Linked DNA regions of Homo sapiens: region 2 is linked to region 1. Evidence: read pairs that join two places in POLR2A ChIA-PET (ENCODE). Cell type or tissue: GM12878. All regions are shown on one strand. Links, peaks and the distances in the headings refer to the core of each region. The heading gives the core; the rest is flanking DNA. Region 1 overlaps MIR3681HG (MIR3681 host gene). Region 2 overlaps MIR3681HG (MIR3681 host gene).

Region 1 (16,105 bases), core at 2,964-10,963:
CTTAAGGGAAATTCCTGCAGAAAAGAGAACATCAAATAAATCTTGAGAGATGAAGCAGCTGTCAATCAGTCAAAATGTGCAGGGACGATCTGAATTGGAGAATAGCCTGAGCTTTAGAGGTGGGCATTGCTGAATTGTTGGAGGGAGAGTGAGAGCTGGACGGGCAGCCTGCCTGGGTGAGGGGAATGGCGTGTATGGGGGAGTTGTGGAACATGCAGGTCAATTCTCTCCACTCCAATAACACTCATCCCTCATTCAAGAGCTCAACTTATAGAAAGGCCCATCATTTGGTGGTTCAAGCAGAAAACAGCACCATCTTCAACTCCCTTCTCTTCATCATTCACATCTATTGGCACCATGTCAATTCTGCCAATGGAATATCTTTCAAATCTATTCCTTCCAGCTACCTCTACTTCTCTTAGCTCAGACCTTGTCACGTAGGTTGCATGCCATAAATCATGACCACCAAAATCTGCCTTTAGAAAGTGTGATGGTTAATACCGAGTGTCAACTTGACTGGATTGACAGATACAAAATATTGATCCTGGGTGTGTCTGTGAGGGTGTTGCCAAAAGAGATTAACATGTGAGTCAGTGTGCTTGGGAAGGCAGATCCACCCTTAATCTGGTGGGCTCAATCTAATCAGCTGCCATCGAATATAAGACAGGCAGAAAAACGTGAAAACGAGAGACTGGACTAGCCTCCCAGCCTACGTCTTTCTCCCCCATTCTGGATGCTTCCTGCCCTCAAGTTCTTCAATTTTGGGACTCGGCCTGGCTTTCCTTGCTCCTCAGCTTGCAAACAGCCTATTGCAGGACCTTGTGATCATGTAAGTTAATAATTAACTCCCGTGTATATATATGGGAATATATATATATAGATATATATGGGAATATATATATAGATATATATGGGAATATATAGATATATATGGGAATATATATATATAGATATATATGGGAATATATATAGATATATATGGGAATATATATATATAGGAATATATATATGGAATATATATATGGGAATATATATATATGGGAATATATATATATGGGAATATATATATGGGAATATATATATATGGGAATATATATATGGGAATATATATATATGGGAATATATATATGGGAATATATATATATGGGAATATATATATGGGAATATATATATGGGAATATATATATGGGTATATATATATGGGAATATATATATGGGTATATATATATGGGAATATATATATGGGTATATATATATGGGAATATACATATGGGTATATATATATATGGGAATATACATATGGGTATATATATGGGAATATACATATGGGTATATATATGGGAATATACATATGGGTATATATATATGGGAATATACATATGGGTATATATATATGGGAATATACGTATGGGTATATATATATGGGAATATACGTATGGGTATATATATATGGGAATATACGTATGGGTATATATATGGGAATATACGTATGGGTATATATATGGGAATATACATATGGGTATATATATATGGGAATATACATATGGGTATATATATGGGAATATATATATGGGTATATATATGGGAATATATATATGGGTATATATATATGGGAATATATATATGGGTATATATATATGGGCATATATATATGGGTGTATATATGGGTGTATATATATGGGTGTATATATATATGGGTGTATATATATATGGGTGTATATATATGGGTATATATATATATGGGTATATATATATATCCTATTAGCTCTGTCTCTCTAAAGAACCCTGCCTGACACAGCAAGGTATATGATCAATTCACACATTCCAGAAATACTTATTGAGCAACTATTGGGCATCAAGCATTGTACTAGGAATTGAGAATAAATTGTTTAAAAAACACTAGTGTACAATGTGATAAGTGCTGTCAAGAAATGGACACTGCAAAATAGACTGGTAGGACAGAAGGGTGGTGTCAGGCAGGACTTTCTGAGTGGTAACATGTTCTGAGGTCTGAGATCCACATGAGAGCATGAGAAGACCATGCATGGCAGAGAAAATAACATGTGTGACTATCCTAAGGTGGGGAAGGACTGTCAGAGTGAAGAATGAGCGAGGATGAGGGGCATTCAGTGGTGGGAGGAGGCTGGGGTGGTGGAATGACCCAAAGCAGTCAGTAAGGCAAGACCTTGCAGACTACAGGAAGGGGTTTGAAAGTTATTTACCCAGAAGCCACTAAGTTACCTTAATAAAAGTGGCATGGTGACCTGATCAGAAGTGCATTTTTGAAGATACCACTGTCTGCTGTGCAAGCAGACAAAACCAGGAGAGCTATAAATGGAAGCAAGAAAATTCACTGGGGGATGATTGCAGCTAAGCAAGAGGTGGTAGTGGTTCTGACTATGAAGGGGTAGCAGTGCCTGAGAGAGGTGGATAAATAGGGGTAGACTTGGGAGGGAGATGGACAGGACCTAGGGATGAGTTGGATGAAAGAAGATGAGAAAACATGAATCCAAATGATCCCCAGCTTTCTGGGAAGCAACTGAATGATAATGCCCATGGAGGAAGGCTGTGGGCAGAAGAGACAAGCAAACATGGCGACTCCAATAAGACACAGGGGGAGCATCCTCTGCTGAGGCAGTGTTGGTGTTGCCTCTTAATTAGTTCATGACAATGTCCAGTGTCTAAGTTCCTGCACCATCTCATCCCAGTCTCACCTCTTAGCACCGCCCACTCCTGCCTCAAACCTACTGTTTACACTCCAGGGATATGCTGGACCACATTGCCCTCCTGTGCCCTTGGACAAACCTTTCCTTTTCCTGAACTACCCTCTCCCTTCTTGGGCATCTGGTAAACTCTACTCATCCTTCAGTGCCCAAGTCAAGTGTCACCCACTGTGACGTCTTCCAGAATATCCCCGACTGGAGTAGTGCCCCTCCTCTGCCTCTACAGCACCGCACAGTGAGTTCCATTATAAGATGGCCATTTTGTGCTAGGATTACTTGATCATCTATGAGCCCCTCAAAGCTGCAACCGTTTGTGATTACATATGATCCATTTCATGCCCTGCACAGCACCTGATGGTTTTGGGTATCAAAAAATATGTTGTTGAAGTCAACTGAATACGAAAAGAGCATAGAAGCATTACAATGCAGTCTCCTCCCAACAATTTTTTTCTTCCTAAACTCTGGGCCTTTGCTGAACCTGGGCCTGCCTCTGACTCATTCTTCTCTGCCCTTCATGTGGATCTGATGGAGATCCGACCCCTCCTTTTGAACTAACAAGACCAGTTCTTTCTCTCTCTCATATATGCAGCATGACTGGCAATTCAGAACGCATTTAGGTGCTTCCAAAGTAACTGCGACTTCACTGATGCCACATGTAACAGTCTGTGGTTAGCTCTTCCAGGGGGAAGGTCTAGATTTAATGTGTTGTGTGTTTCTGAAAGTCAGTGCCCTTTATAACTGATGTTGATGAGGTGTGTGACCTCCATTTCCCCATGCATAAATAGGGGTCATGCTTGGTGGTCCCTACGGGCTTCCCAACTCTAGCTTTTATGACGCCTTGATGACTAATGAAATTGAAGAAGATGAGGTGACATCTCTGCATGCTCACTAGAGTGAAAGTTGGGCACTGCTCATGGCCTTAGGGCATTAGTCATATCGTAAGCAGTATTTATGCATATTTTTAAATCCCTGGAGAATACATGCAGGGAGGAAAAATATACATTTATTGAATGCCAGAAGCTATTCTAAGCATTTGAAAGAGAAGCTTGGGGGAAAAATTGCCCCAAAATGCAGCATACTTTGTTTGCCTTGGGTCTGGATCTGGAAAGTGTGCCACAAGAACTACTATCTGCATCTTGTGGGGATGTCCAATCCCAGGGGGAGGCCAGGGGAGCCTGAGTCCTGCATTTCACGTTTATTTGTGCAGCTTTGGTGATTTCACTGCACAAATGACTCAGACTCAAATAGCATTAGGAGTTGTTGTTGTTTTTTTTAATTAGAGGAAGAGGATTCCAAAATAGAATCATAGCTGAAGATGGAAGAGGTAATTATCCTTTTCAAAATCATCTGTGAATCCAGGCAAGAGGCACACTTTTTTGACTTTTTGAAAGTCTCTTTATTGGAAAAATAACAAGCATCCCCAAATAGAAAGATTGATCCAGGCTGTAAGAAGCCAGATGATGGCACCAGGTCCCTAATTGGGGAAAAAAAAAAAAAAAAAAAAGTGGTTCTGAAGTGGCAGCAGCAAGACCTGGTGAGTAATTAGATGTTGGCAGTGAGGGAAATGGAAGGCCTTAGAATGACTCCTATGTTTCTGTCTCATTTCCTGAGATAGGGAATGAGGAGAAAGAATTTAAAAAGAAGATGATGAGTCCCTTTCTGGCATTTAAGGGCTCTATGGAAAATGGCAGGGAAGGTGCCCTGTAGGCAGTTGGCTATGTGAACAAAGACAATGCTAGACCTCTGAATGCAGCAGGTCTGGGTGTGGGGTAGAAGTTGAAGCCCTGGGGGTGGACAGAAGTGAGCTGGGCTCATTAACATCCTAGATCACTTGCAGCATCCACACTGCAAGAGCACATTGCGCACCACGCTCCTGTGGACAGGTGATGGTCAGGAGCTCCACTGGAGGAGGACACTTCATGGAATGGAAGAAAAACGATGAAAACTAGGAAAACGTCTAACATTCCTCTTTCCAATTCCATCGAGATGTTGTTGAAGAAGCATATCTCCTCTCAGAAGCTCAGTTTCCCATCTGTGAGAGGAGACAAAGAGCCCTCCGAGCCAGAACATTCAAGGACTGAAAGGCTCATAGCGTGTGTAATTGGAGTATGGGAAAACATATTAGGAAAAAAAATAGTTCATCCTCAGAGATGACAGCTATGTTGTTTGCATTCATTCCTTTAATGTGCATTTATTAAGCGCCTACTGTGGAATAGGCCACAGGGCAGATGAGACTTGGAATACTGAATCAAGGGACAAGAGACCAGGGTACCAACTCAACATCAACCACATTCTCTGAAGTGTAAGCCAGTTACCAGGAGAGTGTCTCAGAGAGAGGTTGACGCTGGCCTGAGATTTCGTTTTTCTTTTTTAAAAAAAATCACAGATTGGCAGTTTATAATTTTATCAATTTCTAGGGTACACAGCACTGTCAGGATTCATGAAATAAATGTGGAATCATTAAATCAAGCTAGTTAACATACCCATTACCCCAAATACTTCACATTTTTTGTGGTGAAAACATTTGAAATTTACTCTCTTAGCAATTTGGGCTTCTAGGATTGTTGACATCTGCTTCATAAAGTGAATAAGTGCTCACTGTGCAAAGCTGTGTAGCCAGAGGTCTTAGGTTGGGAGCATAGAGTTGATATGACACAAATGTGGATCATGTTTGGAGTGCATTGAATACTCCTATGTAATTGCATCGCAAGATGTAGGGGTGACTGGCAGTAAGTGAGCCTGAAAATGCGGGTGACAATCAGGCTGTGGAAGGCTTTGAATGCCATACCAACCCTGGTCAGACATTACTTAATTTCCTAATTCCAGCCACTGGCTGGGAGGATACTACTGTCTTCTTATAAACAATATCTCCTCTAGGGCACCCCTTTACCTTATATCTAGTTGATTCTTATTTGTTATAGGGCATAGTTCCCAACGATAGATGTACATAATAAACTCCTAGGAACTTGAGGAAAAACAATAGTAATAATGATAGCTTGGTTCCATCCCAGACCAATTATATTCAAATATTTTTTCTAGATCCCAGGCATCAGTGTTCTTTTTAAAAGCTCTCTAGGTAATTACAAGGTGCAGCCAGGGATGAGAAGTAATGCTTTATATTCACTTTCACATGTCCATGGTGGAAATGGCCACCAACTAGTCTCCAGCTGTGAGGTTGTCTCTGTAAGATTCTTAATGGTCATAGAGCCAAAGCAACTGCACTATTCAAGAAGCACATTTGAAAAACATTAGAAGAAACCTAAAACATTTGGCCAGGTGCGGTGGTTCACATGTGTAATCCCAACACTTTGGGAAGCTAAGGCCGGTGGGTCATTTGATCGAGACCAGCCTGGCCAACATGGTGAAACCTTCTCTCTGCTAAAAAAAATAGACAAAAATTAGCCAGGCATGATGGCACACGTGACTGTAGTCCCAGCTACTCGAGAGGCTAAAGCAGGAGAATTGCGTGAACCCAAGAGGCAGAGGTTGCAGTGAGCCGAGATGGCACTACTCCTCTCTAGCCTAGGCGACAGGGTGAGATTCCACCTCAAAAAAAAAGAAACCTAAAACATTTGACTTTAGTAGGTTCCTCCTCAGCAATCCTAGCATTTGATTTAAGTTCACACTCCCCTTAGCTTTTGTTCACACAAAGCAAATCCAAGCAGCAATGTATAAAGCTGTGCTCCTCCTGCCCCTCTGTCTGGATAGATGCCCTGGATCACTCAACTGTATCCTGTGCCCATCCCAAAAACTCACATGAACCATCCCCTAATGAGGAAAGGCCAGCTGGGACCTTGGCCTCTACCTACCATTTACTAATCTACCATTGAAATGTTTTAGAGGATAGAATTTTTCTGACACTTTTACTTTTGACATTGATTAAAATTGCAATGAGATGATGACATACCTTGTGAAAACCTTCAATATGTATTGGAGCTTTTGCTTTTCCTGCCTCAGATGTGATCTGCAGCACCTTTGAGATATACTTTTTAAATGCTATAAATATCTCATTGCTATGGATATAGGATAGCCATATCCATGGAAGACACCGCTTACATAGCTAACAAACGTGACTTTCCTTGTTTGGTTAAGGCCTTCAATGACCCAGAACCTAGAAGAAAAGCATGTAACCAAAAGCACCCCAGCAGAACAGAATCACGTATCTTTGATGAGAACTGGGGAAGGAGTCATATGATTCTAGCCTCTGGCATATGTTAACGCACCTGTGACCTTGCACAAGCCATTCCCTTTCCTGGACCTCAGTTTCCCTATTGAGTTAGATTTGATAGTCTCAAAAACCTTTTTCCAATTCTAAATTACATTTTTATCAATGAAAAACTTTTGACTATGGAGGAAAAGTACTTTACTTGATTGCAATCACAGCTATCACTAGCTGGTGATGTTGATTAAGTCTCAGCCTCTTTTTTTTTTTTTTTTTTTTGGAAAATGGGGAGGTAACCATTTACTGAGCAGAGCTCAGATATAAAGCAGAGTGTCTGAAACTTCTAGGGGCTCAATAAAGCAAAAAGTAAAACCAGCTCTCATTTATTGAGTGCTCCTAGGTACTGGATGCTTTATATGCATTATTTGGTTAATCAACAACTTAAATTTCTCTGGAACTAAAGAAATGAATTGACATACTTTTTAAATCCTCATAATACAGCAATTTTACAAATGAGGAAAGGTGATTGGGAGGATTTGAATTCTAAGGAACACACAAATAAGCAAAAGTGGGCTAAGGTCTTGAACTAGAGATGCCCCGATTCCAAAACACTGTCTGATGGCAGAGACCTTCCTAAGGCTGAGTGCCAGCTCCCTGCAACATGTAAGAGAGTCCCTTAGTCCCCACGTGCCTCCCCCGGCCCCACCTTCTTCCATCTGTTTCTCAGCGAATTACCCTGAAGAGTAAATTAATTGAGAATTAGGAAAGCACCTTGTAAACTGTGAAACACACACGCAAAAGTGAACTGCTATTAATATTGAAATGACTTCTCACATGCTGAAAAAGGACTTACATTATCACAAAGAATCCTCGTTAAACCTTCAATACGTAAGAATCCCTTTCTTAACCCAGAGTTTCAATGAAACTCTCTTTTAGACCTGTGTGGTGAAGTGAGGGGGGAGGGGGTGGAGGAGGGAGACAGCACAGCACCTGTGCCCATCCGTGACCACCTCCAGGTCTGGGCACTTTGCATAGCACCTCCTGGAGGCCTCACCACCACCTGATGCAGAAGCTGGGGGTGAGGCCACTTTGCAGTTCACAAAGCACAGGCATTGTCCCAAACCACACAACTACTAAGTGGCAGAGTTGGGTCCTAAACCAACTTGTGGCTGAAGTTTGCCATCAGGTAATGGGGTCTCTAAAGCCCTCTTGAAACATCCACTGGATTCATTCAACACGAGACTTTGTAAAGCAATGGCTTCCTTGGTGTTGTTTTGAGAGAGCAAAATCTTAATCAGTTCATACGTGTGGCCATTGCATCCATTAAAATGTGATTTCAGGCCTGGTGCAGTGGCTCATGCCTGTAATCCCAGCACTTTGGGAGGCCAAGGTGGGCGGATCACGAGGTCAGGAGATCGAGACCATCCTGGCTAACACGGTGAAACCCAGTCTCTACTAAAAATCCAAAAAATTAGCCGGGCGTGGTGGCAGACGCCTGTAGTCCCAGCTACTCAGGAGGCTGAGGCAGGAGAATGGCATCAACCCGGGAGGCGGAGCTTGCAGTGAGCCGAGATCGCACCACTGCACTCCAGCCTGGGCGACAGAGCGAGATTCTGTCTCAAAAAAAAAAAAAAAAAAAAAAAGTGATTTCAGCATTTACTTCCAGCAAAAGAACCCCAGAAAACTGTTGCTCCATTCAGTCCAGGGAAGGATCTTCCCTGAATTCCAGGCACCTCTGAACTCCTAAGGATTTCCATCCTGGGAACCCTTTTCCCAAGGAGCTTGTGAGCAACACAGCCGTTATGGGAATGGCTTAGGTACTTGGGTTCATGGCACCACGACTGCAGTAAATAGCAGTGGTTACTCTCCCCATTAGAGGAAAGGCCCAGTGCTACTACACAGCCCCCAGTCCATTAAGAGGAAATGTAGGTCATCTCTGATTTCAACAGACAGTGTGATCCTCAGTGGTAAAATAGTGAAATGAACCACCTCAAAAAATGCATTTCCCATCCACAACCCTACCCATAGCTAAAAGACAAGATGAGACCTGTCTTTGCAAAAAATGTAAACATTTTTTGATGCTCATTCTGTCCATTGCTATTCCAGGTACTGTGAGAGTGGCAAAGATGCATGAACTTGCTCCCTGCCCTGAAGGAGCTCCTTCTTAGTGGATTGGGTGGAGGTAGGACACAGGCAGCACTTCCTTATGGGCAGAGCATAAAGGGTGGGTGGGAGCAGAGGGAAAGTGCAAAACAGGGTAGAGAAGTAGAAGCTAATCATGGGAAACCTTCTGATTGATAGCAAAGTCCTGAGCTTGATCCCCAAGGCATATTCAGAAGCTACAGTAGGGCTTTCTGCCAAGACCTCCCTAGGCATGTCTCTATTCTGCATTCATTGTACTCTCATACATATATGAATGATATGTATGAGCCATGTGGCTTCTAGCTGGGTTCATGTTTCATCAGATCCTTAAAGGATTCCCCAAATTTATGGGTGTATCTCACCCATGCATGAAGATCTTCATGGGGCAAAGGTGTCCAGCAAGCCCCAAAGCGTCCCAGGGCTGTAAGTACCTGCCCATCTTTCATTTAAGGGTCACCCAACCTCATCTTCTGAATGTCAAGGAGTCTTCTTCTTGCCTATACCAAGGCTTGGTCTTGGCTTGGCTGGGTTTGCAGGTGAAATTTCTCCAGCACAGCAGCTATTCAGAATAGATGTCATCAAATCTGAGAATCACAGGACTGCAAGGCCAGTGGCCACTGGGCTTCCCTTCATGTGCTGCTGATGGTTTCCTCCTAGAGGCTCCTCCACAAGGTCCAGCTCTACCAGGAGCTGACATTTGCCTTATGCTTCCCATCTTGGGAGAAGGGAGCCTGTATGGAGGTAGCAACATTCTCTCGACTCTTGACCAGCTCAACTGTTGGACGATTGTTCTTAATGCTGAGTTGAAATCCATCTGCTGGCAATCTGGATTTGTTGGTCTTAGTTTTAAGGGACATACAGAATGTGCTGACTTCCTCTTCAACACGACATGTTTATTTATCTGATTAACCCTAGAACTGTGAGGTCCTCAAGGGTGGAGATGATGTCTGATTTGTGTTGGAACCCCCACAATCAGCACAATGCCTAATCTATAACAAGCACTCAATAAATGTTGGCTAATTAATGGTATGCAAATGATACATGAGATTAATAAATGTATTCCTGATAAATTATGCTATGTGAATGTAAAAGCAACATTTGTAAGAAGCATTTATGTCTGATAACATCTTTTCATCTTACCTTTCATGACTATTTTTTGACTATACATAAAAAATTCTCAATAGTAAAATTTTTTCATCTTTCAGCTAAGAACTTCCCCTATAAGTAGCCCCAATTCAGACTGAAATTTTCCATTTGGGAGGGAGAAGACATGATATTCTCAGAGCCCATTTTCCTTCACAACATGGGTCAGTGTCTCAAATTAGCACTTTCTCACCTGGGAAGAAAACTAGACTCTGAGGAAATGGAACAGAGGGCAAAGCCATTTGCCCAGATAAATGGAGGTGAGAGATGCCCAGAGGAGGTGACCTTCCTTCATTACCTCTTTGTCATGCCTTTCCTGTGTTCCCCAGAGAACAGGCTTCTCCCTTCTCTGTGCCAACATATTATCTTTCAGCTACTCCCCTCCATGCGGCCACCTTTCCTGCCACATGCTAATGATCTGCCATAAGTCAGTCTCCTACAGCAGAGGAGTGAGCTCCTTAAGTGCAGGGCACTCTCTGTGTCTGGTTTATCTTTGTGTCCTTAGCCCAGCTCAGGGCCTGGCATACTAAATAGCAAACTAGATTCTCCCTGTGCATGCACTTAGAATTAATTTATGCCCTGCCAAAAGCAGCCAACCATGGCTGTGTGTCTGCCCTTCAGAAGTGAGAATGTTTGCCAGGTGCTCCCAAGGGCAGGTTCTTATTTCTTTGTAATATTTCCACAAATGAAGAAATTTTCATTCCCAATAAGTATATCCCCATTGACTGCCAGGGCTTGCAGTTTTGCCTTCTCCTTTTGAAAACTGCACACCCACTACTTCATTCAGAGGGCCTGGAAGACATCAGCTTGACCATTTGCACACATTAAGCAAAGCCATGCAAATCACATCATGTCACTTTGCTTCTTTGACTCTCCCACTTGAAATAACATCCAAACTCCTGACTGGGGCCCACAAGGCCCAGCACGATCTGTCCCTGCGTCCTTCCCAGCTTCATCTCCTGCTACCTTGGCCTTCTGCTCACGAAGCCCCAGGCACATTTAGCCTCTGCTGGTTCCTAGAACATGCCAAGCTTCCTCCTGCCTCAAAGGCTTGTTGCTTGCTGGTCCCTCAGCTGGGAATCTCTCTCCCTGGCATTTCCAGTGGCCAACTCTTCTCATCGGTCAAATGGGAGATTAAATATCACCTTTCCTGAAAGGGCTTCCCCCATGCCACCCCATTCTTACTGAAGTAGAATCTGCCTCATTGTTCTCTAGAGCGATGTCTAGAACATTGCCAATTCTTTTGCAGCGCCAATTTCAATAGGAATTGTTCTGTATAGTCATTCATTCATTACTTGCTGTCCTTTGATGATGTCAACCATGTCTGCCTGACATTCTGTCACCTCCAACACCATACATCATAACAGAATAATGCAAGAAAGCAATTTCTGAGTGCTTGTCAAGGGCCCAGAACTCTCCTGTGCTCTTTACAGGCATTGCCTCTTGGGGGATATTTACCATCCCCACTTTACAAATGCGAAAACAGGGCATCAGTGACTTGCTTAAAGTCACACAGTAAGTGTCATACTTAGGATTTGAATCCCTATTGTCTGACTTCAGCATCAATGATAATATGATTACAACCCAAAGCCATACAGTATGCAATAAATACATTTCAAATAAATCAATATTTAAAGCAATAATGGCAGACCTTATAATTGCCATGATTGTATGTTGCTAGAAGACTGGAATCATGTCACGTATCCCTTTGGTGTTTTCCAGCACCCATCACAATGCTGCAATGGAACAACTGAATTGAAGTTTGCAGAAAGTGGGACTGTAGTAACAACTCGACCCATGGCAGTTGTCCTGAGTATAATGATGTTAAGCTTTTAACATGGATCAAATCCCATAGTGTGCAGCATATGGAGTATTTCAAGATTATTAGGCCAACTCCTTTCTTTACAGACTCGTTTGCTCTCAAGACCATATCCTTGCTTAGCCTGGCACACCCGGGTCTCCACGACCTGCCCTTGCCCCATCTCCAACTTTTTCCCCACTTCAGCTCCCCTAGCAGTCCTGGTGTCAATGGCCTGTTGACTTTGTTTTGTCATGAAGCTTGGGCTTTAACTTTCCCAGTGGAGAAGCTACTGAGGAGTTTTATTTCGGGATGTGGCATGGTTTGATCAGGTGAATTTAGGTGGAATACTGCAGACTAGATTGGAACTCATAGCCTGGGCCACCATCACGGGTGCACAGCACTTACAGGTATATAATAAATCACTGTGAAAGGAAGAAAACAGAGAAGGAATTGCCCTTGGAAGAAGTCAGCTGAGTGATGATGAGTAATCAGCTGAAGAACATGGTCTTTGATTTCTGGTTACAAATATAAGAGCATCCTAAATGAGGCAGATTAAAAATTAATAATTTGGAGGATGTTCTTCAGGTTGTACAATTTCTCTGTTAACCTACTTAGCACGTCACCAGGCAAAACCAGAGAAAAATAAGACGGAGCTCCCAACATCAAGGAATTCACAGGACAGAGCTGACCTAAGAAAACCCGTGGCCCAGTCAGGAGGAAAAGGAGAAGGCAAGGGAAACACAGCCCTACCCTGGTGCCGAAGAGCCCTGAGTTCCAGTCGTGCCTGGGACTCCTTCATAACCTGCCTGGGGTTTACCAGTGGAAAGCCACAAAGCCAGCTGAACCTGAACCTCAGACTCCAAACCTGTGCTCTTTACAACAGGAATAAATCAGCCTCCCTGATCCTCCCCCATCACCCACCTCATAGGACTGTGTGAGAGCCAGAAAAATCTCTAAAGAGCTATGCATCACATAAGTATTTCTGTACAAACCTCAAGGCTTAGAAATGAACTACCTGTAGCTCCCAGAGCAGAACCCTTTGGCAACGTCACATTTTCCTTCTCATGTGTTCTCAATATTTAAATCAACCCCTTGAGAGGCTCATGTAGCAAATGGGCTGTATTTAGTGGGCCCAGAGACTCTAGTGTCATCCTCTACCCTCCTTTTCCCTTTTCCTCTCTGTTGCTCTCCCTGTTTGTGCAAACCACCTAAAATGATTTCTATGCTTTACCAGAAATAGAATGTTAAACACTATTTTATTCATTACCAATAATAGCCTGTTTTTTGGTTTTGCTTTGTGTTTTTTGTGGTTTGTTTGTTTTTGCTTTTTTTTTTTTTTTTTTTTACTATGAAACCAGCATGCACTTAAAAACAGTGTGGTGGGCCTTCGTTTTCTCTCATATCAAATAATTCCTAAGGCTTCCTCTGGCTCTGACACTGTGTGCTTTTTCCTATTCTAAACATGCGTACGGAGTTCATTACCCCTGCCATGGTTTGCACTGTTTTAAGAGTCCTGCTCTAAACAGATAGCAGCATTCTCATTGACCGTGTTCAATTCTTTCACTGTTTTTCAGTTTGCACATACACTAAGGGAAGTGAGGAAGCAGGTGATAGTATGGTTCCTGCCCTTGAGATACAGGGATAATGAGATCTCTCATAGACCTGCAGATGTTCATATCATTTCAGATCCCAGAACAGGCATCCTCCCTTCACTCCACGTCACAGGGATGTATATGCTCCCAGGTACCATGGCACTGTTAAGAGGTCGCTCTGATTATAGATCTTACAGAACTCATATTTCATCCTAAAGAATGTAGAGCTTTTGTAGTTTCTAATGTCCAGGCAGAGAAAAGGATATTTAAGGACTCTGAAATAACATGGCAGGAAATTGAGATTCACTTACTGCATATAAAGTGATCGAAAAATCCCCTCTTTCACTATCTCTTTTCCTCTTGGGTCTGTGGTTCACAAACTGCAGAGCATAAATCGTGAAGCAAACCATGCTGGAATATCAATAAACCCACATCGACCCGAGGCAGGAACTCAGCTTGCAGTGTGGGGATGTTTTTTTTTTTTTAGACATTGGTTGGCAGCCAGGTTGATGAAAGGAGAAACCAAAGAGAATAACAGCTTTGCAGCAGCAAAAAAGAGAGTTAGAATTCAGGAAATGTAAGCCATGTGCCTCTCTGTAAATTCATGAGGAATGAAATCTCACTGGTGGGGTGGGGAACAGTATAAATAATAAAAACACCAACACTATCCCAGACAAAGGCTACAAACCCCAAGTCTGTGTAGTCCCCAAATGTCATGAGTTGAATTGTGTCCATCCCCACCCACCCCAACCCCTAGCAAAATCCATATGCTGAGGTCCTAAAGCTCAGCACATCAGAATGTGACCATATTTGGAAACAGAGTCTTTACAGAGGTAAACAAGCAAAAGCAAGGTCATTAGGGTGGGTCCTCATCCCATCTATGGGACTGGTGTCCTTATACAAAGGTGGAATTTGGACACAGACATGCAAAGCATGAAGTTGATGCATGCAAACAAGCCCACACTGGTGTGAGCATGGCTGGGGCCCCAGAGGAGGGTAGACGTGGACCAGGGGCAAGAGTGATAAACTAGAAACAGCTTGAGTTGCTGGAAAACCAAGTGTGCTGTAGACAAGAGCTCAGCATGAAACCGGACCCGCCAGCAGGCCCCAGATTGTGGAGAGCTTTTAGGTCCAGCTTGATTGATTTAAGACCACCTGGCTGGTGAGTAGCAGAGATAAGACTTAGGTCTTCTTTCTCCCAATCCAGTGCTAACTCTACTAAGTCATAATAATGGCTAACATGTATTAGTAGTGATAATAAGATACTGAGCACGTTAAATCATTCAATCTTTACAAGCACCCAATAAAATAGATATTATTATTACTAATTCCACTTTTCCAATAAAAACTCTGAGACTTAAATGGGAAGTTTAAGTATTGCTCAAAGACACACAGCTGGTAAGTGAGTATCAGTTTTCTTTTTCTTTTTTTTTTTTTTTTGAGACGGAAGTTTCGCTCTTTTTTGCCCAGGCTGGAGAGCAATGGTGCGATCTCGGTTCACTGCAACCTCCGCTCCCCGGGTTCAAGCGATTCTCCTGCCTCAGCCTCCTGAGTAGCTGGGACTACAGGCATGTGTCACCATGTCCAGCTAACTTTTTGTGAGTTATTAGTAGACACGGGGTTTCACCATGTTGGCCAGGCTGGTCTTGAACTCCTGATCTCAGGTGATCCACCGGCCTCGGCCTCTCAAAGTGCTGGGATTACAGATGTGACCCACCGCACCTGGCCAAGTATCAGTTTTCTTAACCATTGTCACTGTCTTATGGTTCTTCTGTGTTGTCTTCTGTGGCATGAGTATGTACAGGAAAAAAAGATCGGCTTATATAATGCATTTGAGATGGGAAAATTCAAGTACGTGTGATTGTGCAAGTTATACGGTTATATTTATTGAAAAGAGTACCCTTTTATCCATTTATTTCTCAATATGGTAAAATTTGACATGAATTTCAGGGATGCTTAATATTTGTCTTCAATGGAGACAGCAAAACAGAGCCCAGGGTGACTTTTCTCTTGCTTTGCCTGTCTATGTCTCATGATGGTGTCCTGAGGAGCATTTTGGTCAAATACGATTAATGTGCTGATGCATTTATTCCTGAGAATCTCAAATATATCTATTGTGAGACCATCTAGAAGAAGAGTCTCTTACGAAGAAAATGTGGTTTAAGAAAAGGAAAATGAACCCTCAACCCTTATCTGGACTAATAAGCAATTATTTGTCAGAAAAGTTAGGGTTGGGCAGAAGAATTACCCTTGAATGCTACCATGAGCTCTAACTCCCTGCAGTTCTACATCAGTGTTTTGACAGAATGCATGAAAATACTGTGTTGGAATATGACTTCCAAAGAATTGAGGAAAAGTAAAGTCCACCCATCTCTGCTCTTAATGCAGTGCTGAGTATGTGTGTGTTCCACCCTTGATGCTATGTTAGGAAGAGAACACGAGACAGGAGGCTGCTTTCTTGATGCAGAGCCAGGCTGAGAAAAGTAAATACCAGAATGTGTACGATGTCAGATGGGCAGAGGCCCAGCAGAGAATGGAGCAA
Region 2 (16,105 bases), core at 4,638-12,637, 60 kb after region 1:
TTGGATACCCTGGATCGCTGACAGCCATGACCCTACGACCCTGTTTCTGTGTCTTAAATTCACCTTCCTTACCTCCAACCTTGAGATAATTTTCTAGCAGGCCCCCACCTTGCAAAATCAGAGATAGAAATAAAGGCAGAGGCCTCCCACATTCATCCAGTCACCGCACCAGCAAAGATGCTTTTAACCCAAAATGACCAGAGTCAGTTTTTTCTTCTCTTGAAGAAAGGAGTCTTAATGGATATTAAATCCAGGACCTTGGGTCATCTTTTATATAGAACAAGGGAGGCAATACCCACTCTTGCTGTGCATGTGCATGAGCATGGGGCCCCAACGTGCTCTTCTGACCTAAAGCCCCACTGCTCTCTGATCTTTGGATGTTCTGAAGGGATATGATGTGGTGAGAAGTCAACGGCTCTGGAATCAAAAGAACTGGCTTCTCATGCAGGCTTCAGTATTCCCTTGCATTTAAGACATCTGAAGTTGAGTTCCTTCATCTGCAAAATGACTATAATTCCATCTATCTTTCTACCTCATTGGTTTGCTGAGCTTCACATGTGATTACGTGCATGACAGCCTTTGAAAGCTATCTTGGAGCACCTTCGAGGGCCATTACCACGTCCCTACCTACAGATTCGCTCATAGCACTCAGTCACAATACGTAGACTTCCCTCCACTCTCCTCCAACTAATCGCCTATCTACACATCTCCTCCCTGCCTTCTCCAGGGAGGCTTCGACAATCACCCCAAGCTGTAGCTACCATAGTCTCTTCAAAAGCACCAGGCTCAAATCTAGAAGCCTTTGCTTACCATCTTCCTGTGCCAATACTGTGAATACAGTGATGGGATATACTGTGGATTCCCCCGGAAAAAGCAGACCCTGAGAGCAGGAGTCACATGCAGGTAGTTAATTTTAAAGGAACACTGTCAAGGAGATGAAGAAATGATATGGGGGTGGGAAGGCAGTCAGCAAAGGGCCTGTCCGGGCCTAGCTTCATGGCATGCAACCTGCACAATTCCACAGTGCCCGTGTGCAGAAGGCCTCCTGCTTGATTTAATGCTGTGGGGTCTCTGCTTGAAATTCTCAATGATTTCATCCTTGAACTTTAGTATATGGGCTGTAGAATAAAAGTTGTATAATTTTGGTAATTCCACATGCTAGTTAAATGCTCTCATATTTGCACTTAAAACTGGCATTGCACACTATAAAGATGGAAGATAAAACACATTGCTAATAATTTAAAGTTTTCATTTTCCTCACTTAGAACAACATTAAACAACAATTTTTTTAAATACCATGAAAAATTGAGGGAGAGGCCATGGGAAAAAGGGAAAAATTTTTATTTTAATATTCTTAATAGCACTTTTCCCTTGATTTTTTAAAAAGTGGCCCTACATTTTCACAAATTATGTAGCCAGCCCTGGAAGTGTTACTAAGCCTGGTAATACGGTGAGTGAATGATGCTTAATAAAGCAGGGAAGCTTGGGAAAAGTGATATAGAACACAGGCCTCTGAGCTATCCCACTTGAGGAATGAAGAGCTGGGGTATTTATACACCCACTTCCATCATGCCTCAGCTAAGAACTGCTGAGGGGAGATGGGGAGTTGTTAACTATACCTCAACTAGCTTGCCAATGACAGAAAGTCATCTGGACTAAGACCAAAGGATGTGGACAGGGTGTTGACAGTAATAGCGAGGAGGTGATAACCTCAGGAACTCCCAGTGCAATGTAGGGAGAACAGCAAGTAAGTCAACAGGCTGCATACCATGTGTTAGGTGTAGTTACAGAAATAAACACCAGGGCTTCGGGAGCACAGAGGGCGGGTCCCCAGCCAAGCCTGGCCACTCCACTGAAGCCCTCAGAGCGCAGGTGCCTGGTCAGAGCATGCAGAGAATGGGCTTGCCTGATGAACGGGAGAGAAAAGAAAACTCTAGGTAGGAGTCCTTATTTATTTTCTATCACTGCTGTAAAAAAAGATAGCTGATTTAGTGACTTACAACAGCACAAATGTATGATCGTCTTACTCTTTTGTCAGAGGTCTGGTACAGGTCTCACTGGGCTAACAGCAAGGTGTCTGAGGACTGCATTCCATCCTGTTTGAATGTGTTTTCTCTCTCATTCAGGTTGTTGGTAAAATTCAGTTCCCTCTGGTTCTGGGCTAAGGTCCTCATTTGATTAACGGTTGTCAGCTGAGACCCTTTCCCAGTTTCTAGAGGCCACCTGCATTCCTTGGCTTGGACCCTTTGTCTATCTTCAGAGTCAGCAGCAAAGGGGTGAGTCCCTCTCACACTTGGGATGTGTCCTGCCGCTGCTTCTATTGCTGCATCTCCCTGACCGACACCTCTTTGTATCTCTTCCATTCTTTCTTTTTCTATTGAAGTGAAATTCACATAACATAAAATTAACCACTGTAAAGTGAACAATTCAGGGACATTTACTACATCCACGATGTTGTGCAAATCACATTTTCATCACTTCTAAGTAAAACCCCTGACCCATTAAGCAATAAAACCACCATTCCCTCCTCTCCCAAGCCCGTAGCAGCCACCAATCTACTTTCTGATTCTATGGATTTACCTGTTCTACAGATTTCATATCAATGGGATTACACAATGTGTGGTCTTCTATGTCTGGTTTCTTTCACTTAGCGTATTGTTTGAGAGGTTCATCCGGGCCATGGTGCGTATCAGTACTTCAGACCTTTTTGTGGCTGAATCATTTTCCATTGCTTGTGTAGACTGCATTTCATTTATGAAATCATCTGTCAATGGACATTTGGGTTGTTCTCACCTTTTGGCTATTGTGATTAGTGCAGGTATGAACGTGTATTGGAGTATCTGTTTCTAACTCTTTGGGGTATATACCCCTCATCTATTCTTAAGGGTTTATATAATTATGTTGAGCCCATCCAGATAATCCAGGCTAATCTCCTTATTTCCACCTGCAAATATGTCATGTGACATAGATTCCAGGTATTAGGTTACAGGCATCCTTGGGAGACCATTTTTCTGACTCCCTCAAGACCAGTATGACCACAGTTTGGGAACAATGTGGTGGCTACAAGAGACTACAAATCCTTCTGTGCCAATACTATACCAGGGCTTCTTAAATTTGAGGACATAGGCAACTTGTTCAAAGAAAGGGAACATCGGCAGAGCTCAAGAATATGTCCACTAACCCCCAACCTGATGGACAGTGCACTGGAGATTAACAGTCAGGTTATCAATCATTGGCTCTGATAGGACCCAGAACACAGAGGTCAACCCAGACATCAAGGTCTTGCAGCAGGACTGTGTAACGATAACCATCCAATCGATCCAGACCATATTTTATGTAAATTTTTTAGATCACCGTCAAAAGAAAAGAAGAATTTTTTAAATTCTCATAGAATTCATAGCTAAGAATTTGGGGTCCCTGGGTATCCGTAGATCCCTGGGTGAGAAATATTTGGCTACTGCTTGAATGTCTCATTCATTTCTATATCTCCAGTGCCTAGAACACTGCTTGGTACATGGCAAGTACTCAGGAAAGACTGCTGAATAAATGGGTGGGTTATAACAGGGGAACCTGGCAGAGGCAGGTGTGTGGGATGATGCTGGCAAAGGCCTAATATGCCGTGGATGGGTTTATTTAGAGTGTGTTCTGTACCATCCCTAAGAGTCATCTGAGGGTCCTTATTGTCTCAAGACCTCACTTGGTGACTAGCATTTATTGTTTACAATACTTTCCATCTTCATTAGCAGGGACGAGTGATGCGTTAAATCTCTTTGAAGGGACTAGGGCAATGTCAGGAAAACATGGGTGGTTTTGAAGTGATGCCAGTGAAAAATTGGCCCCATGACCACCTCCCTCTAGAAACCTGACCCCTCTCTTCTTTCACCCTTTCCTTCTGGAAAGGGCTGGGAGGTGCTGTGCATAAGATGTAAAAGATACCCAGTGAATCAGAATATTAAAAACAAAATCAAACTGGCCATGAGGATTGAATGTGGAGTGGATAACACAAAGCTCAGGAGCTGTTTGGTTGTAGTATTTCATTGTTTAGGAGAGGAGGGAGGGATTTTGCTGAGTCTTTTATAGGAAACAAATCTCTTAAACCCTAATGAGGGAAGGAGTCACTGTGGTCTGCTCTCCCTGGAATTAATGCAGCAAAGGCAGGCGGTGGCCCCAGGCAGTATTCCTAAAACTTCTAAGAAGGAGAGACATTTTGTTCTTGAAATGTAAATACAATACTTTTCACTTTATTCTTTTAAACACAACTTGGCCCTGAAAGTTGATCTATTAAAAGGAAAGCTCGCCTTAGCCAAAATGTCTAAATCCCACAACTGAAAATGCATTCAACAAATAGCCATTATTTCCTATTTATATAAACATTTCTTGTTCCATGCTCTAAAAACTTTGAAAACCTTCAGAAGTTAGGCTGTGTCAATGTATTGCAAGAGGACTGTCAAGGGGAATAAAGATGTAGTGCTTTCCAAATAACACAATTTCATGAAATCCCTTTTTTAAAAGCAACTTGTATCAATACTTCAGTTCAAATGGAAACATCTCAAGGATAAATTCCTTGTAACTTGGTAGTTACAGAAATTCTTTGTAACTTGGTAGTTACAGAGAAAAAGAATGGCACTGTGTTTCCAGACTCTAAATGTTTAGACAAAGCCTAAGAATTGTGCAATTCACATTGCACTTTAACTGGGCATCATGAATCCACTACTCTAATCCAAGTTCGGCCACCTGGAGCAGGTCACAACTATTCTCTGGGCTGAGCTTCCCTCACTGGAACAGGATGAGAGTAACCAAGGGGTCTCTCTACCAGGATTCTGTGAATTCTTTGCAACATATCTAAAGAACCCAAATATATTCTATGACCCTGGAGATGTATTTAATCCCAGAAATAAACAACGCCTCTTCCCTTCCAAAATATACACTTTCTTTTGAAAAATAAATCTCTCCCAAGAACGTATGGAAGGCATTCTTTTTTATAGACCCGTCTAACATTATAGCACTAAGTGTTTCCACCTGTACCCAGCATGGACGCAGCCACTTAATCAAGATGTGATTATCTAGCTCAGAGTTTAGCCAGAGTATGTGTTTTAAAGAAATGGAGAGCTGAGCTATGTGCTTAATGGCAAAGAATTCCTGGTCTCCAGAGGACTCTCTCTCCAACATCTTTATTGGCAGTGAACGTTCAGAAGGTCATAAGCTTTCAAGGACAAATATATTATAGCCATAATTAGAAAGGATTGGCAGCACAAACATCACCCCTCATGCTCTCCTGCTCAGCAAGTCCTCGTGGGTCCTACCTCTAAAATATGTCAAGCCTGTGCCCTGAAAATCCCTCAGTTGATGCTCTTATTCAGAATCCCTTTCCTCTCTTTTTAGTTAATGATCTTGCCTCCAGGGCCCCCCTTTCTAAATCATCCTCCATGGAGCCAGAGTAATATTTATAAAACAGAAATTTGACTATATCACTTCTCTGTTTAAAAACCTCCTAAGGCCACTCCACAAGATTGAAGTTGAAACTCTCTCACTTTTAAAGAACTTTTGGAGAACTATATGATGTGGTCTCACCTGCTTTATGTTCTAGTCTATGGTTGGCAGATTTAGCAAATAAAAATACAGAACACCAGGTTTAAATCTACATTTGCATAAACTGAAAATAATGTCTTTAATGTAAGCATTTTTCATGCAATACTTGGGACATGCCAAACATATTCATCATCTATCTGAGATCCGAATCCCACTGGGCCTCCTGTATGTTATCTGGCAACAGCACTCCAGTTATACTGCTCTAATCATTCTTTCCCAAGCCATGCACTTGCCTGCCCTTGTGCAATTATTCATGACACTTTCACTACCTAAAGTGCTACTTTCTCCTTCCCAACCTGAAAATTCCTATTCATCCTTTATATCCCGGTACATCTTCTGTAAAGCTTCCCTGACAGCCAATATTCTAATTAACCACTCCCTTCTCTGTCCTTCTTTATGTATCTGCCCTTCTATACTCTCCACAGTGCTTTATAATTACTTATGAGTCACTCTCTTCCACTAGACTGAAAGATCCTTAAAGTGCAGGGACAGACTTTAGTCCATCTTTCACCTCCAACCCCCAGCTCAAGACCAGCATAGGATAGAGGCTCAATGAACTGTATTAAATGAATGAAGAGTAAACCACTAAATAATAAATAATGGGTATGACTTCAAACACATTCTCCCACTCCTCATGAAAGTGGAATTCTGTGAAGAAAATCATACAATATTTTTAATGATTTAAATCCTCTTCACCAAGAGACAGGGCAGGGGCCTCTGGGACAAGTTCCCAAACCACAAAAGTAAACATCCCCTCCCTAGAAGTGTTTCCACCCTTCATACTCAGCCCAGCAATGACTGCAATGCATTCAAGGTCCCTATTAGTGGGTAGGCTCTCCATATCCCCTGGTTCTCTGCAGTTTTTAATCTTGTCCATCTGTTTCCCAAATGTGAGTGTGGATTGCAATTGTCCTGAGTAACCAGTAATTTGTCTAGAATGCTCAGAACTGTCCTTGTCACCTGCCCCACTCACTCTCCCACAGCACTCTGCTAGCCCCTCCAAGGTGGACTTACTCCTCTTGCTTTCTGCTCTGGGCTGTTCGAGGTGGCAGGTCTACCTCTCATACCCCATGGTCAGCACCCAGCGAAGACACACTGAATACACCTGGCACATGCACAGTCTCCCCCTTGAACCCAGTGCCTCCTTATTCATGCCAGTGCCCCTCCCTGCCTGACCTCCTGGTCTCCATCCAGTCTCTCCTCCGTAAGCATTGATATTCATCCCCAGAATGGAGCTCCTTAAAGTAGTATACAATCTTAAGCATCTGCAGAACTTCTGTGGTTCATTCATACTATATTTTTGTTATATGAATGAATGAATGAATCATGCTTGTTCAAGAGCCATTCATTGAGAATCTAGTGGGAACCTGGCTACAGGCACATGATAATGATTACAACATAATTTCTAACAGCAAGGAGTTTGAAATTTAAGATAGCAACACCAATAGTTTCAATCTTTCCTGGACATATATTCAACTTCAAAGATAATTTGTTATCACACAGAAGACATCCAGTTGGTGGAAGAAAGGAAGAGTATTTTTTTAAAGAAGGATCTTCCTGACTGCTTATGCATTTACCCAAAATATGAGCATCATGTTAGAGTCTGGAATTAATCAGACCTACTGTCCCTTCCCCACCTTGATGAGTGTCCCTGTAACCCTTTGCAAGCAAGAGGAAGGGATAAAGAAAGTCAAATGGTCCAATGAAGAGTAAGAAACACAGAGAATCCCCCAAAGCAGTGGATGTGTGCTCTACTCTGTTAAGAAGGCAAGGAATGTTAGCCATACAAAACAGGTCTACAGAAATGATGAAAAGCCTTCATACAGAGTATGTGGAGAGCTGAATGTGGACATTCACGTATGCGGTATTATTCTTCTTCTTTTTTTTAATTATAGTGGCTAAATCAACCAGGACCATATTTGACTTTATTTTGTGCATTCATGTCTAGAAATTTTTAAATCTTACTAAGTAAAGGTATTGTTCCATGTATAAAGAAACTATCTGTGAGATTTAGTTCAACTCTCTTGAATTTTGGAAGCTAAGTATGATGGTGAGGATGATGACAGAGCTTTGAATTGCATGCACCTTCTGTGTAGCAAGTACTGAGCCGGCCTTTGACACGTATCATTTCATATAAATCTCAGAACTGCCTTGAAATTAAGCATTATTAGCCTCCTTCTTCAGAGGAAACTGCAGCTCAGGGAATGTGTGCTGTATCTAACGTCACATAGCTAATAAGGGTCTTAGTATAGCTCGAAACTGAATTGCGTCTCTAAAGCTCATGTCTTTTCAATCCCTAAGCATCCATCTGACATGGATGAAGATTATGATCAGTCACTCAATCAACAAAGTGCTTTTAGAACATGTGATGAGCACAGGGAAAGAGCAATATATTGAGGCATTCCCAAGAAAGTGTACAAAGGTCCTGGATGAGTATCCTAGGATCCTGGACTCAAGCTCCCAGCAGAGTCAACCCTCCACCAACAAGCCCTGTGGCCTTGGACAAATCTCCTACCCTGGCTGGGTCTCACTTTCCTTGTGTGTTTCATCTGTGATGACAATAGCCTCCTCACAATCACACAGAGTTGGTGTGAACATTGGATGAACCAGTGTGTAAGAAAGCGTTTTGTAAAGTGTCAAATGCTGTAGAAATCTGAAGTGCGAACTTGTTTTTTCCGACAAGTTTTAAGGTAAACAGGGACTGGAAAAATTACCAGAGGTTTTCTCGAGCAGGAAGTGGAGTGAGAAGAGGCAGAAGGAGCCCCGGGTTGTCAAGGGCCCCCCTCTCTTCAGCGAGGCGACCATGCACACAAAGGAAGCTGAGTCACCCCTGCTCGGCAGGACCCCAAGGCCATCAATTGAGTCTGCCTGTGAGAAAGCGGAAACCCAAATCCTGCTGTCCCCACGGCCCCTCCTGCTGCCGGCCCCCTGTGGTTGGCCAAGTCACCCTCAGGGCCCTGTGGTTCCCTTCTGTGGCTCAGCTGACAGAAACAGCTGGCGTGGTCCATGCTTCACCAGCCTGCATGCCTCTCAGGGTGGGTGGTAAGAAGTCAGAGGGGCCACTGCAAACCCAGAGACTCCAAAGTGACTCCTCTGTGGCTCTCCCCCTTGAATGAATTCTGCCTGCAAGGACATGCACCTGTCAAGCCACTGCTTTGGTTTATTTCGAGGTCACATGCAGTAGGAGACCTTCATGGCACCATTTATGATGAGGGTCTCATAGGAGGTAGAAGGGACTAACTCGAGGGGGTTCTGGAAGGTCCATCTTCCAATTACCTTGAAGCATGATAAATCCCCCACAGCTTTGAAAGCCAGAGGCCCTCTGTGGAGAACAGGAACATCTCAGAGCCCCCACACACTCAGCAGACAGTTCAGACCCAGAGACATAGGCAGTGTCGGCAGAGACCGGTGTTCCTTCAGCCAGCTGTCTCAGTCTGGTCACCCCTGTCTTTTGGCCTGAGAAGCCAGAAGACAAAAGTTAAAGGGAGGTGGGTAGCCATTTAAAAGGATAATTTATTCAGGTATCAAGAGGAATATGAATCAAAACCTTCCTAGAGCTGTCCCCCAGGCCAGGGCAGATGGAACACGAAGCCTGTGGAGTCACCTACACCAGGGGCCAAGCTCCTGCCTCACCACTTCTTAGCCAGTGCCCTGGTACAAGGCAATATAAACTCACTGGACTGCCATTCTTTCTCCTATTCCAAGGAGATGGTATCTACCCCACCCTAGTTCAGCCCCCACATGGGGCTGTTGTGAGGATCAAAAATGATGTATCTAATGGAAATGTATCTATTAGGTTCTCAACCTAAGGAAACCATATTATTATATGTACTGCTATAGGGAGGCCACAGCATCAGTGTGAAGTCAGGCTTGATCTGAACTGATCCAGCATTATCAAGAGGTGATCTGGTATGAATGCTTGAAGTCAGAGAGCAGCTGCCTCAGACTTTCAGGTACAGAATGGACCATGGAAGGCAGGAACAGACTCTAACCCTCTGAGTGGGTATCAGAGTCCTATTTAACAAACTGGAGCTGCAGGCAGGGCTCCAGAATTAATTGTAAAGCAATGCTCCGGCAGGATTTGAGGCAGAACCTCTGCATCACATCCTCAGAAGGTGGGGCTCAGCCTCTAGTTAAAGTCTCTCTTCCCAGACCCTTCCCTGCTCAGGTGAGGACCTCAAGAAGCCCCCACCTCATGTCCATTGCAGTCCCCTGCAATTCTAACCTTCTTGCTAATCCCATAATCCATCCCTAGCCTGCTGTTATGGGTTGAATGATATCCCCCCAAAATAAGATACGTTCAAGTCCAAACCCCCCAGTACCTTAGAAATTGACGTTATTCGGAAACAGGGTCTTTGCAGATTTAACCAAGATAAAGTCAATTAGGGTGGGCCCTAATCCAAGTGACTGGTGTCCTTACATGAAAAAGGGAAATATGGACACAGACACAGACATGCAGAGGGAAAGTGATGGGGAGAGACACAGGAAGAAGACGGCCCCGTGAAGACAGAAGGCTATGTGTGATGCATTGGAAGACAGAAGGCCATGTGTGATGCATTGGCATGCCAAGGAGCACCAAAGATTGCAGCAAACCACCAAAAACTAAAAGGAGGCAAGGGAGGAGTCTCCCCAGAGTCTCAGCGGGAGCATGGCACTGCTGGCACCTTGATTTTGGATGTCCAGCCTCCAGAAATGAGAGATGGACTTAGATTGTTCTCAGCCGACCAGTTTGTGCCTAGGAAACTAGTACACCTAGGAGTGTGGATTACTTTGGTTCAGCAAATACTCCTTGAGTTCAGTGTAGTGGGTAACACAGAGAGATAGACAATTACAATCCTTCATGAGAACTGTGATGGTGAATACACATTCAGAAGGGAACACAACTAACCACAGGGGGCAAGGGCTGGAGGAAGCCCTCTTAGAGGAGATAATGGCTGAGCGAAATCATTCTCATATGGGAAAATGCAAGTAATTTGAGTTCTATAAATTTATAATCATTATATTCAAGGCCAAAAGAATCCTTTCAACAATTACAAAGAAAGGATGTGTGGCTCAGCCAATGAAAAGTGTGAATAGAATTCAAGAAAAAGAAGCTAAAACCATAAAACAAATTAAGAAAAAAATTCAAAAACTCTGGTCCCTGTTGAATTCAGATGACTTATCTGCTTGTTAAAGCAAGAACAGTCACTGCAGCTGTGGGTTCAAAATTATCAGGGCTATCCCTTTAAAATAGCCTATAATTCCTTCCTTTTTCCTGACTCCAACTGGCATTTCACCAATGCTGGGGTTTGGCTTGGTTGTTTGTGTTTAGGCTTTTGAGAAGCTTTTTCTCACCCTCTGCATTATCAACTCTCACTTAGACGACCCTCCCTTGTAATCCCCAAGCCCCATTCTTTTCCTTTACATTAGGCCCACCCAAGTGCACTGTGTCAGTTACATGTCAAGCACACGCCATGGGAGCTCTTGCTGCAGGGATTGCTCTTTCCCATCACTGTATCCCTGAAGCCCAGCCCAGGACCTGGCATGGAGTAGTGTTCAATGCATGCCTGTAGAGGGGATTTTCAAAGGGCAACCATCCCAGAATGGCCCGGGTCACTGTTTCTCACTGGAATCCATAACTCCTTGGGATTTTGAGGCCGTGAATTCAGATTTGAGAAGCACACATCTAGCTAGTAATGGGTAAGTGTCTGTGGCAGGATTGCATGATTTTACATATTTGTTTAGTTTAATTCAATTAGCAATGTTTGAGCGTCTACTTTGCACCTGGAGTTGTGCTGGAAAAAAAAAATATGGATGGAAAGAAATTTTTGTCGGCCTCAGTTATTGGTGTCTATACCTTATTAGTTCACAGAAGAGCTAGTGTTTTTTTTAAAGTCTTACTGGTAAGCTAATTCCATCTCCTTTCATGTTAAACAAAGAGAAAGTGAAGCCAAGAGAGGTGAACTAGAGGGAGTAGAGCGCTGTGCTTATGAGCTCCAGGTTGGGAACCAGACCAACATCCAGCTCTTAGTAGACAGATCTTGGAAATTTTCTTACTCTCCCTGAGCCTCATTTACTTTATCTGCAGAAGGGAAATAACCACCAACTCAGAGCATTTATGACAATTGAATGAGACAATGCATGAAAGCCCTGAGTTCAGAACCTGGCACATAGTAAGAGTTCAACAAAGCTTAGCTCTGAATATTATGATCCAAGCCACACAGCTATTTAGTGGCAGAACTGGGAAAATGAGCCAAGTTTTTTGACTCAACATATATCATTTGACTTTATAATGATATATGTTTATAAAGCTTTGCTTTATAAAATAACAACAATAACTTTATTATATTTTAAGGATGTGCTGTGATACATATAGGTACAAATATAAATAATATTACTTAACTATGAAAATTCCTTGATAATGTTTGGCTGTGTCCCCACCCAAATCTCAAATTGTAGCTCTCATAATTCCCGTGTGTCATGGGAGGGACCAAGTGGGAGGTAATTGAATCATGAGGGTGGGTCTTTCCCATGCTGTTCTCGTGATAGTGAACAAGTCTCATGAGATCTGATGGTTTTATAACGGGGAGTTACCCTGCACATGTTCTTTCTCTTGCCTGCCACCATGTAAGACATGACTTTGCTCCTCCTTTGCCTTCTGCTATGATTGTGAGGCTTCCCCAGCCATGTGGAACTGTGAGTCAATTAAACCTCTTTTCTTTATCAATTACCCGGTCTTGGGTATGTCTTTATTAGCCGCATGAGAACAGACTAACACAATCCCATAAAGGAGATATTATACTTCCTTTTCAGATAAGAAAACTGAGGCTCAGAAACTTAAAAATTGGCTAAGAGCACATAACTAGTGAGGGATGGAATCAGGACTCACACCTCGGTTCTTGGTCTCCCCATCTCTCCATAGACAACCTGCAAGACATCCCTGCTCTTGTCTGTGACCTTATGTCAACCTGCATATGACTTTAGTGTAGAGTGTTTAATGTACAGCCCCAAACGTTTTATGTTCTGGACTTTTTAATATTATCAGCCTAAATTCACAAGTTTGTTCCAACAAAAGGTTTTATCTGGTTGTAAGTCTCTTTCTCAATGATTATTTATTCTTCCATCTTAATGAGCAGATGGACATTTGAAATATACTATAACTGCACAGTTCCCCAAGAGGTTCTTGAAAATCTTCCTTACCTAAGGAATACAAAAGAATCAGTCAATCATTTATTCTAAAAGTATTTTTGGAGCACCTGGTGGACTCAGGAGTGAACAAAATAGACAAAAATTACTGCCCTCCTAGGGCTTATCACCTAGTAAGGGAGATGGACATCAAACTAACTAATCAGATAAATAAACAAAGACATGAACACATAAGTAGATGCAAAGTATACTCTAGAGAAATAATGCAGGAGGATAGGGAATGTCAGAGTCGGGAAGGAGTCCCTCATCAGTGCCTCATCAATGATTTGCATTGGCTGCCTTTTCTGTCTCAACATTGGTTGGTGTTGCAGGATACTTTCCCAATCACTATGCTGTTTACTCATTCAGCATATTCAATACATACTTCCTCAACACACACCATGTGTCAGACACTGCTACCTTCCCTTGACAGCTGTCTTCTTCTACCAAGAGTCACTCTCCTCTCCCTCCAAGTGTGTTGTCAATCCATCACCCTCCTTTTTAGGCTGATAAAATAAAAAGGTAAAAAAGATCCATTTTATTTTTTTTTTAAACAGAGTCTCGCTGTATCGCCAGGCTGAAGTGCAGTGGCACAATCCCGGCTCACTGCAACCTCCACCTTCTGGGTTCAAGTGATTCTCCTGCCTCAGCCTCCCAAGTAGCTGAGATTACAGGCACATGCCACCATAACCAGCTAATTTTTGTATTTTTAGTAGAGACAGGGTTTCCCCATGTTGGCCAGGATGGTCTCGACCTCTTGACCTTGTGATCCTCCTGCCTCGACCTCCCAAAGTGCTGGGATTACAGGAGTGAGCCACCGCACCCAGCAGGTAAAAGAAATCTTATTTCCATTACACATTGATTCAGGAAATATTTAATGAGTTCCTAATAACCCTAAATAGCATGTGTACTGCATTTCTTATCAAATATATTTCCACAACCATAATCTCCTATAGTGTCCAATAGTGTCATAATGAAGATACAGTAGGAACCATTTCATTCATTTTATTTCTATTGTACCTCCTTTGGAATAGGATTTGAGGAAGTTTACAAAAAATTATAACCAGTAGGATTATTATAACCATTTTATAGATGAAGAAACATAGTTTGAGAAAGTGTATAGGACTTGCCTGACATCACACAGCAACCAATAAAACTGGAATCACAACTCAAGTCTTCTAACTCCAAACCCACACTTCCCTCTGCCCCACACAATTGCCATGTTTGGTCCCTCGTCAGGTCCTCTGGGTGCAATGATGAAGCAGAAGTAGCTCTGTTCTCATGAAGCATAATTTCAGTAAAGACCATAAGCCAAGACTGAAAACAGCTGTAATAGGAGATGGTGATGTTTGGAGAGTGATGCATGGAAGTTTGGAGGGGCATGAGTTTTATGCAATGTTGGCTGTCTGAGTCATAAAAGAAAAGCTTGGTGGAGGAGGTGGTAGGACATGGACTATTTAAAGGCAAGAAAAAGTATGTCAGGTTGAAGGAGTATTAATTGGCCAACATGTTAGAAATCACCGGCCAAAAATATCACAGTATCCCCTCCTCTCTCTCTTATTCACATAAAGTTTGGCTTTCCCAAACTACTATAAACCAGAAGTTTCTCAGGGAATGTTATGGTTCTCTTTCACATCTGGATTACAAAAGCTTCCAGGTACACTAAAGGAAACGGGAAGAAACAACCACTTATTGAGAACTTACTATATACCGGAAATTGCTGCATCATTTAATCCTCACAGCAGCTCTGCTAGGTGACTATAACCCCCATATTATAAGTGAAGAAAGTGAAGCACAAAGACTTAGTTGATGTGTCCAAAGTCAAACAACTAACAAGCAGAGAAATTGATTTGAACTCAGGACTGTTGGAAGTCAAAGCCAGGTCTCTCTGTGACTCTAAACTTTGAACCATATTACACAGCCAAGGATCAAGAAGTGCCTGTTCTATGAGTGTGAAGTTGTGAGCAAATAAATTCAGCACCTGGTGAAGAATCAGCAAGTCAAGTTGATCTAACTTAGATTTATGAAACTAAATCACAAAGAAAATGTTACAAATAAAGATAAATATATAATTTAATGTATCCAAATATAAATTCTTTTTTGAGACAGAGTCTCACTCTGTTGCCCAGGCTGGAGGGCAGTGGTGCAGTCTCAGCTCACTGCAACCTCCACCTTCCCAGTTCAAGTGATTCTCCTGCCTCAGCCTCCTTAGTGCTAGTGTTACAGGTGTACACCACCATGCCCTGCTAATTTTGATATTTTTAGTAGAGATGCGGTTTTGCCATGTTGGCCAGGCTGGTCTTGAACTCCTGACCTCAAGTGATCCGCCCACCTTGGCCTCCCAAAGTGCTGGGATTACAGGCATGAGCCACCAAGCCCAGCGAAGTATAAATTATTTATGCAAGATTTTTTCACATGGTAGAAATGTTTCTCTAATCACCATATTTTTTTCTACATTCCATAAGAAAGCTTGCTAAGATATGGTGGGTTCTTGTTTAAGTTTGTGTCTATCACATCCCACAAAAGCAATTATGATCGCCCATTGATTCATGAATGTGAATGTGGACATCATTAAATATTTACACAAACACGTTGATTACTTACTTTTATAAGCCTATGGGAAGTACCAGTCTGTTCTTTAGCACGATGTTGGAAAAAATAAGTTTCTTTGCAAATACAGTAATCAGCCCACATTCACTACTCATTAGACTAACTCTTGAAATAATCTTCAGTTTGTTTGCAAAGATGATTCACATCTGCACCAGCACAGCTGTGGTGGAACCAGAGTGAGTGTGTGTAGAAGGAAGTTCGCTTTGGGCTACGAATCCAGAGTAGCTTTCAGCATTTACAGGAACAGGAGCGACCCCACGGTAACAATAGTAATAGCAGCAACTGCAGCAAAATTCATTTCCAGGAGACCAACTCTGCCTCTGTCAATGCTGAGGTAAAGAGTAAATGGTGCTGTCACTGGAGGTGTTTGGTAGCAAAAGATACTAAGCAAGTTGCCTTCTCTCCTTTTATCCCCACCTTTATCTCTGGATTCTGACGGTAAAAGGGTTTTAAAACTATCGAATTCCCAGAGGATAATTAGTATGACTGGATTCAATGCTGACAGATAAACAGAGCATTTAATTTGTATTTCGAAATATCAAAGTAGCATAAACTGTTGTTGTTTGTTTACTGATGTCAATCTGAAGGTTCTACAATTTGCAAAACATCCCTTTGAGTAAGCAGACAGAAAAAAAAAAAGGAGAGATGAAATTTAGAATCAAGAGTGAATTAAAATCAGTTGCAAGATTTTTTTTTTTTTTTTTGAGAGGCAGAGTCTTGCTCTGTCACCCAGGCTGCAGTG

What was found. Peaks named below come from ENCODE experiments on the same cell type or tissue, not always from the same donor. Only the 100,000 strongest peaks of a DNase experiment are listed, where the experiment ranks them.
Region 2: POLR2A ChIA-PET joins it to region 1 with 6 read pairs; 6 of 35 experiments call an interaction of 5 or more read pairs at or near these places.

What each region holds. Positions count from the first base shown.
Region 1 is chr2:12,108,172-12,124,276 of GRCh38, reverse strand. All of the region lies in intron 2 of MIR3681HG (MIR3681 host gene), which reads right to left. LOC105373433 (a long non-coding RNA gene) reads left to right here and starts at 14,571. Exons shown (of 4, transcript XR_922808.2): 1 at 14,571-14,725; 2 at 15,952-16,105. RefSeq lists a silencer at 3,268-3,468. In GM12878, for the core only: no CTCF peak of the experiment used is centred there; a DNase peak (open chromatin) is centred at 7,816.
Region 2 is chr2:12,050,029-12,066,133 of GRCh38, reverse strand. All of the region lies in intron 2 of MIR3681HG (MIR3681 host gene), which reads right to left. Among named protein-coding and RNA genes, the nearest start is that of MIR3681HG, 51 kb to the right of the region's middle. In GM12878, for the core only: no CTCF peak of the experiment used is centred there; a DNase peak (open chromatin) is centred at 8,503; H3K27ac peaks cover 1,438 bases.